2 separate regions of the Homo sapiens genome follow, and region 2 is linked to region 1. Evidence: chromatin loops called from intact Hi-C (ENCODE). Cell type or tissue: CD4-positive, alpha-beta T cell. All regions are shown on one strand. Each heading gives the region's core, and the rest is flanking DNA. Links, peaks and the distances in the headings are about the cores only. Region 1 overlaps TMOD2 (tropomodulin 2). Region 2 overlaps MIR4713HG (MIR4713 host gene).

Evidence for each region. Peaks named below come from ENCODE experiments on the same cell type or tissue, not always from the same donor. Only the 100,000 strongest peaks of a DNase experiment are listed, where the experiment ranks them.
Region 2: it touches region 1 in a loop (19-fold over the local background); 3 of 110 quality-filtered maps call a loop at or near these places.

The regions. Positions count from the first base shown.
Region 1 is chr15:51,774,375-51,778,771 of GRCh38, forward strand. It overlaps TMOD2 (tropomodulin 2), which reads left to right. Exons shown (of 10, transcript NM_014548.4): 5 at 2,558-2,644. Among named protein-coding and RNA genes, the nearest start is that of TMOD2, 25 kb to the left of the region's middle. In CD4-positive, alpha-beta T cell, for the core only: CTCF peaks have their summits at 2,008 (motif pointing left), 2,830 (motif pointing left) and 3,034; DNase peaks (open chromatin) are centred at 1,987 and 2,807.
Region 2 is chr15:51,160,970-51,165,366 of GRCh38, forward strand. The region is part of intron 1 of MIR4713HG (MIR4713 host gene); the gene reads left to right. Among named protein-coding and RNA genes, the nearest start is that of TNFAIP8L3, 68 kb to the left of the region's middle. In CD4-positive, alpha-beta T cell, for the core only: a CTCF peak has its summit at 2,074 (motif pointing right); a DNase peak (open chromatin) is centred at 2,062; H3K27me3 peaks cover 977 bases.

The DNA of each region.
Region 1 (4,397 bases), core at 79-4,078:
GCCCACTCCCATGTCTTGTACAGCCTTCAAGAAAGATTTTCTGCATCTACCAGTAGATTTATATATTAGATCTTCCTTCTACATACACAGGGTTATTAGATGACCACAGGATAGAGGTGCTTTAAAAACCAGTCCACAGCTTTAGCAAGAATTTTTATTCCATTGGAAGACATAGAATAATAACCTCTTTCCTCCCAGGAGAACCAGCCTTATTCTAAAATGTACCAGCCACCCCAACTGCATTTTCATTCCTTCTGTGATGATGTCAGGAAGTTCCCATGTTTGTGAACTTAATATTGACCATATTGACCACTGCAGGAGTTGAGGCGATGGCGTCACCTGGTAAAGAAGGTGTTTTGCACCCACTGGTCTTAGCCCTGGGGTTGCTGTGGAGGGATCCTGTTATGGCTACTGCTCCTCCCAGGGGTTGCCTCATGGTCTCTACCAGAATTGCCCAGAGGGAGAATGCAGGGCTGAACTTGAATTCCCAGGTAATGCCTTGAGAAAGGAAAAAGAGAAAAACACCAATTATTTGGAAGATACTAGATCCTGAAATTCATACAGTAAAACCAGAGAGAGAATCCAAATAGAAAACTGTCCTCGTTCATCCTTACTCAGCTTCCCTCCCTCGTCCTGTGTTCCCTAGGAATTCAGAAGGAAGCCTGGCTGGGGCTGTTGGCAGCATCTTTAGGGTGGGCCCTTCTGGAAGATTGAAGGCAGCCCCATGGGCAGATGAGCTGGCAGCCATTGAGTTTTAGATAAGAAAGAGTGTCGGCATATTGCCCATGTTATTGTGGCAGATAGAGAGCAGACAGAAAGTTCTTCAAGGGAGTGGTAGTTGACCTGCAAAACAGCACCTCTTACACTGGCTGGGTGTCAGTGTGGTCACCATCCAGAGTCTAGTTCCCAGCCCTAAACTGTGGGAGCTCTGGACTGGAAATTTGATCTTATCAGTATATATAGAAGCAGTCAGATTGGAGCAAAGTGGTGGGAACTGATCCATTAGCCCATTTCACAGATAACAGATAAAAATGAAAACCTGGCAATGGGAGCCAAATTATAATTAGAAGTTACTTGGTGAGCATAGGGCCAGAGCAAGAAGATATGTTTGTTGTATGGCCTCAGTGTTTATCAAATGGGACACCTTCTCCTTCTCCTGTCCCCTTCACAGAGACACAGTGACAAATTCTTTTTCCTTTTTTTTTTTTTTTTTTTTTTTTTGAGACGGAGTCTCACTCTGTCACCCAGGCTGGAGTACAGTGGCACAATCTCGGCTCACTGCAACCTCCACCTCCGGAGTTCAAGCGATTCTTCTGCCTCAGCCTCCCAAGTAGCTGGGATTACAGGTGCCCGCCACCACGCCCAGCTAATTTTTCTATTTTTTGTAGAGACGGGGCTTCGCCATGTTGGCCAGGATGGTCTCGATTTCTTGACCTCGTGATCCGCCCACCTCTGCCTCCCAAAGTGCTGAAATTACAGGCATGAGCCATCGCACCCGGCCCACAGTGGCAAATTCTTATTTATTTAACAAGAATTTGTAAAGCATTTAGAATAGTGCCTGACACATAGAAAGTCATTTAATCTTGGTAATAAAGTATAATTATTATCCCTGTTTTACAGATGAGGAAACGGAGACTCGGGCATTTAACAACTTCCCAAGTCACACAGTTTAACGTGGTCAGAGTCAGGATTCTTGACTGCTCCCAAGTCCCCCTCTTCACCGGGTCCTTGCTAGCTCTGACCATTTGCCCTTTCTTGTGCTGTGCCAGCTGCCTCCCTCCTTCAATATGTAGCTTACAGTAGAGCTGATAAGCATCTCAGAGGCACTCCTCTGCCACCTGTCAACAGATTATTATCCCTTCTGGGATCCTTCTTCAGGTGGCCAGTATCACCTGGAATTTCATTAGCAAAGGGAAATCTGCGTAGCAGTTGCAGGTTCAGTCAGCCCCGCATTCATTCTTCCCCAGTGTTGTTTCCTGCATTCTGTGCTGCCTCCTGGTGCAAGTTCTGTGTAATACAGGAAGCCGAAAATCAGTACGCTTAGCTGACCTTTTCTTTGCTGATGTTGCTTTTTTTTCCCCACCCTGGCATGCTCTAGAGACAATTATATTTGGTACTAAGAGATGAGGAGGCTGACATTGAAAGAGGCCTCTGGAAAAATATATGCAGTAATCTATATAATGTTAGATCTTAAAAACCCTTAGTCTCAGTCCCACCTTCTCATTTTACAGATGAGAAAACTGAAAGGTTTTCCTATTTAACTAGGAGGTCTAGGCAGATTTTCGGTAAATTGTGGCCATAATTAGCCACTGTTCCTCAGATCCTAAATGATTCTACATGTGGAGACGTAGAAAGACAGGAAGATTTCTGGTGGTCTTGAAAGGAGGTTTTTGTAAGTGTATTTAACGCTATACATGTACCACACACTGTGCAAGGAAAGAGGACTCAGGGACTTATCTTTATGATGTAAAGAATTGTTCTTCAAGGGACAAATTAACAATGTGGACATCCTAATGTGCTTCTCCAAACTTAATGCTCATTTGTTGACTGTTTTTAGCTGTCCTTGGAGTACACAATTTGCTCAACAATCCAAAGTTCGATGAAGAAACAGCCAACAATAAAGGTGGCAAAGGACCTGTCAGAAGTAAGTTGATGTGCAATCTGTGGTTTTGTAAAGCTTTGGAGCCTCCAGAGTTGCTGGTAGGAGAGAGGCCTGTTGAGTCTTGCAGGCTTTACACTCTGTCATTTTGCTAGGATCACTTGGGCTTTGAGCAATCAAACCAGAACAGAGCAGCTGACAATGAGAGCTCCATCTGGCGGTGAAACTAGTACAAATCAGTGTGTGTTGCCCAGAACACTTTCTTGGTAGGTCTGTTTAGTCAGAAGATGAAATTGTTGATATATGGGTCTGCATTAAATGGTATAATCCATATTCATGAAAAAAAATTGCTGATATAAGACTGCTTGGTCATCACAAAATGCAGCGTTTCATGTTCCTGAGGATGTTTTAATCAACTATAGTAGCTTAAATAAGTTCCCTTCTCTATTTGAGTGTCTTTTTGTCTCAATAATAGATGCTTGTCATTAGAATTTGAATGTCCACTTCCCTCAGAGGGCATGAAAGACACGCTGGCATGGACTTACGTGCACAGGACATTCCACACCACTATCTTCTATGTCAACGTTTCCTATAGACGTGTACAATTAATTAGACTTTTTTATTCATTCATTCATCAGTCATCCACTAAATACCTACTATGTGTCAGGAATGTTCTAGGCTTAGGTACAAAGATGAAAATGGTCCCTGCCCCACAACCAAAAAAGAGAATTTTAGACCAATATCCTTGATGAACATTGATGCAAAAATCCTCAATAAAATACTGGCAAACCGAATCCAGCAGCACATCAAAAAGCTTATCCACCATGATCAAGTGGGCTTCATCCCTTGGATGCAAGGAAACAACAGGTGCTGGAGAGGATGTGGAGAAATAGGAACACTTTTACACTGTTGGTGGGACTATAAACTAGTTCAACCATTGTGGAAGTCAGTGTGGCGATTCCTCAGGGATCTAGAACTAGAAATACCATTTGACCCAGCCATCCCATTACTGGGTATATACCCAAAGGACTATAAATCATGCTGCTATAAAGACACATGCACACGTATGTTTATTGCGGCACTATTCACAATAGCAAAGACTTGGAACCAAGCCAAATGTCCAACAATGATAGACTGGATTAAGAAAATGTGGCACATATACACCATGGAATACTATGCAGCCATAAAAAATGATGAGTTAATGTCCTTTGTAGGGACATGGATGAAACTGGAAATCATCATTCTCAGTAAACTATCTCAAGGACAAAAAACCAACACCGCATCTTCTCACTCATAGATGGGAATTGAACAATGAGAACACATGGACACAGGAAGGGGAACATCACACTCTGGGGACTGTTGTGGGGTGGGGGGAGGGGGGAGGGATAGCATTAGGCGATATACCTAATGCTAAATGACGAGTTAATGGGTGCAGCACACCAGCATGACACATGTATACATATGTAACTAACTTGCACAATGTGCACATGTACCCTAAAACTTAAAGTATAATAATAATAAAAAATTAAAAATTAAAAAAAAAAAAAGAAAGAAAGAAAATGGTCCCTGCCCAAGGGAATTTATCTGTCCAGGGTAAGGAAGGACCAATAACCAGATCATGTCAGTACAGTGTGATCCATGTGCTTTGAAAACTCATAGAAAATTACAGCTTTTTTTTTTTTTTTTTTTTTTTTTTCTTGAGACAGAGTCTTGCTCTGTCACCCAGGCTGGAGTGCAGTGGCACAATCTCGGCTCACTGCAACCTCCACCTCCTGGGTTCAAGCGATTCTCCTGCCTC
Region 2 (4,397 bases), core at 124-4,123, 610 kb before region 1:
TTTCCTAGTAGATTTTAACTGAGCGAGGGCTAAACTGGGGGAAGCAGAATTGTTTTTCAGTTTCCTCTGAGTGAGGTCTCTGGGTCTATGTCCATCCTGTAGGATCTTGTTTGAATGGGAACCAGGCTTCTTAAGCTATCTGTTGTGAATCATTCCCTGAAAAGCAGACTCTGAGACAGATTTGTGTGTGGAAGTTTGACTGGAGTATGCCCTTGGGATCAACATTGGGAAGACAGAGTTGGGCCGTGATGCAAATGTGACAAAGGTTTCAGCCAATCCCACTGGGGGTCTGGATCTAGGATGGTCCCTCAGAGTTTTGCTGTACGAAAACCAGGGGTCCAGGCCTTGCCCCCTGCATCTACCCATCTATTAGATGTGGATTGTCTATGGGAAGGGGTTATCTATTGGAAGGGGACATATCTTTCGGTGAGGCAGCTCTCTGTAACTGAGAGCAAGTTGAAAGTGAGCAAGATGAAAACTCATCTAAGCCATCATCTGCCAATGCCACAGCTGGGAAATCAATGCCTCAGTCCCACAACTCACACTGTTCGGTCCACACAGTGACTTGTAGATATGAGCCTTGCTTCCAGAGTCGGAGATGATGACAATGGCTGGGCCCAGACAACCCCAGCCAGATCAGTGCAGCGGCAGGGGAAATGAGACTCAAAGTGACTGCATGGGATTGTATTCATTTGAAACCTCATTATTAGTTCTTGTTGCCTCAGGGAACCTCAGGAATGTTAAACCCACATGGTGGGGATGAACATATGGCCATCACATCCAGTGTTGTGGTTGGAATCTGGGTCATTATTGCCCTAGCTGTGCACCTCCTTTCCTGGGTGTGCAGAAGGACCAATGTCCCTGACCCCTAACTCTTCCATAACTCTGTGCTTTTTCATTTGCCATTCCCTCTGCCCAGAATGCTCTCTGCTTCACATTTCCTTCCCCCTCCTCTTGCTGATAAACTTCTATCCATCTTTCAGCATCCAGTATGAATGTCACCTTCTCTTGGGAACCTCCCCTGGCCAGCCTCTCCCTGCTGCCCAGCAGAATTGGTCTCACCCTCTCTGGCTCCCCAGACACTCATTAGCCCAGCCTTAGGCAGCTGTCTCCACACCCTGGGTCTGCTGGTCTGTCTTCCTCATGCTGAGCAATTTAAGGTCAGGAACTGAATCCCACCCCTGTTTGTATCTCTGAGCACAGGATAATGCAGACTCCTTGGATGAGCTGCATGGATGCAGGAGGGAACTTTGAAGGATTTTGAGTCAAGGAATAAAGGAGAGAAGTCAGGTTGAGGAGGCATGGTGGATTGAACTGGAAAGAGATCATGCTGCTCAAGCCCAGCAACGAAACTATTTCTTCTTCTCCACCTGGGCTGCCTATTTAAAGCCATCTGTAAAGATGTCCTCTCCTGATTCCACTGGCCATACTGGCCTCTTCTCTCTACAATGCTGCAGCTGCAAATAACAGCAGTCGGTGTCCAGTCAAAACGTGTCGAATAAATGAACGAATCCAGAATTCAGGCCATAAAGGTCAGGGCGTGGCTCCAGGAGGAAAAGGGGTGAAAAATATTTTTTTGGCTTTCTAGACAGGCCTAGATGACAGGCCTTAGTAGCTGGAGAAGTAGCATGGTGGCATGTCATAGGTGAAGGCAGGGTTGGAAAGCCAGAAGAAAGAACCAGTTTCAGGTTGGGACCTAGAATATGGTCAGCTCAAATGGTCCATATACTGGATTGAATGTTGAAGTCAACAAAGCAGGACTGTGGTTAAGGGGAATATATGAAAATAATGTTGGAGAACAGACAGGGATCAGGACACATGGACCAGCTGAGACCACACCTGGTCTTAATCTGTGATGCTTCACTCTAGGTACAAATGCTAAAAGCAATGTTTGAAGATCTTTTAAATGAGATGTGCTTCTAATCAGAAATGACACGCAATTGTGGGTTGGCCTGCTAAGACTGCTTTGGCCCCTCAGTGGCTGTCACATGTCTGTCCTTGGTGCAATGTGACTGGGGGCTCCAAGTGCCTATGGGGAGCCTTCTCCGCTGGCTCCCATTTAGCAATGTCCACTAGGTGGCGACAGAGACTCACTTGCCTCCCCTGCAGAGAGCCTGCTTTTTTGAGATACAAAATTAGCCTCACAATATTCCAGCTCTATAAAAATAGATTCCTCTTTGAAAAAAAAAAAATCCCATAAAACTTCATTATATAAAACAGTGGAAATCTTAGCAAAGATATCGTCAAAGAGTGGAGAAGCCATTTAGGATAAATATACAAACAAAAGATCTAATTATCTCTTTTATCTAAGCAGGCACTATGCAGCCTGATTTTCCGTTTAAGAGCTCATGACTCATTGGGTTCTGGCAGTTTCTCTTTCGGAGTTCTGTCAATCTGTCTCAGCTTCTCTCCTGTGGTTTCATGGAGTTTATTTCTGCCTTTTCCTGAGGTTTGGGACACTACACCGTTTGTCTCTTTCCTCCTACCTAGATTTCCACACAAAACAGAAGCAAAGCCTTGCTCTGCAGGTTGCTTTATCAACCATTGGAAGATGGACAGAGGTTTTTTTAAGCTGTGTGAACAGAAGCAGACAATTTTACTTTGTTATTTTCCCCTGTGCTACCCAGATAGCAGCAGCCACCCTGTAGTTGGCCACCCCCAGGGGCCACAGCCAATTATAGACGTTTCTGTCTCCCAGCTGTGGAACCTCAGGCAAGCCTTTGAACCTCCTTGATCTCAGCTTTCTCACCTGTAAACTAAGGATTAGCATAACACCTCCCTCTTGAAGTTATTTTAAGACTGGATAAGGAGAGGGCAAGGGAGACCGAAAATTGCAAATCACTTTACAAATGTTGTACATCAATAGATCTCTTTTAAAAAGGGGCCGCTCTTGAAGAAAAAGTTGATTAATTTTTAAAAGCATGCTAGCTTTGGAGGGTTCTTGTGGCAAATGCGACATTTGAGGAGGATCCATCTTTGCTTACTGAGTGTGGAGGGGCATGCTCTAGCCCCTCCTATGGAGTCAGGAAGCACCCCCAGTGGCCATTCTGTGAAGAAGCCAACGCGGTGCCCTGAGTGCCTTGTGCCCAGGATTATGTGCCCAACAGCTGCTTCACTGGGAGGAGGCCATTATGAAATCAGTGGTTTCCTGAAGCTGGTCGTGTCCATAATTAAAGAATGTTAAAACTCCGTAGTTGATTTTCCACTTCTGTCTCTGGCGGAAAGCAGGCTATTAATTGTCCCGTTAAACCGGGGTGGTGATGGTCAGCCTAGAGTCCAGAGCTGGCTGAGGCTGGAGTCTACATGGCTTGTGCTGGGCACTACCTTAGCATGGAGAGCACTTTTCACTGCTGTGGGCTGCTGGGGTCTGCCACACAGCATGGCCGTCCAAAGTGCTGAGATTACAGGTGTGAGGCACTGTGCCTGGCCAAAAAAAGAGTTTTTTTAAGGCAGTGCAACGATTGCAAAGGCCACACCCCAAGTGGATGTATGGTTATAACTTTTGACAAGTACTGCAAAATCTTCTTCCATATCTCACCCCTCTATCTCTCTATCTCATCACTAGTATTAACTGGGGCTGATACAGTTAATACAAGTGGAAGCTGTTTTTATTTTTTCTAAGATTTACTTATTGAATAGTTATATGTACAGTCTAAAAGCCAATTTGCTGAATGTTCTATTAATATTTCATTCTATCAAGAAAAGAAAAAAGAACTGCCTGAAGTTCTTTTTGGTATGTAGCCTGAGATTCATTTTCTACCATTATGGTTGGTGATTGTTATAAGAAAGAAATTAAATTCTCTTCCTCCCATTAAGTAATATGCTTAGAGAACCTATAAACCCATTTAACTATATATAAATAGCAATCAGGCAGAAGACAAGATTGGAGAAAAGAATCCATTTGTAATAGCGATGAAACAGATAAAATACCCCCCAAATAAATTTGTCTGCTGATGGCCACGGCTCTCTGAGGAATGGTATTGAGTTTCTCAGCATCACCAGAAGTATTGTTTTCTACTTGAAATTTGAAAGTGTAGGTGCAATAGCACATTGCTACTTTTTTTTTTTTTTGAGACGAAGTTTTGCTCTTGTTGCTTAGGTTGGAGTGCAATGGCACAATCTCGGCTCACTGCAATCTCCGCCTGCTGAGTTAAAGCGATTCTCCTGCCTCAGCCTCCCATGTAGCTGGAATTACAGGCACCTGATACCATGCCTGGCTGATTTTTTGTATTTTTAGTATAGATGGAGTTTCACCACGTTGGCCAGGCTGGTTGCGAACTGCTGACCTCAGGTAATCCGCCTGGCTCAGCCTCCCAAAGTGCTGGGATTACAGGCGTGAGCCACTGTGTCTAGCCCACATTACTATATTTTAATGAAACTTTAGTATACTCATCCTA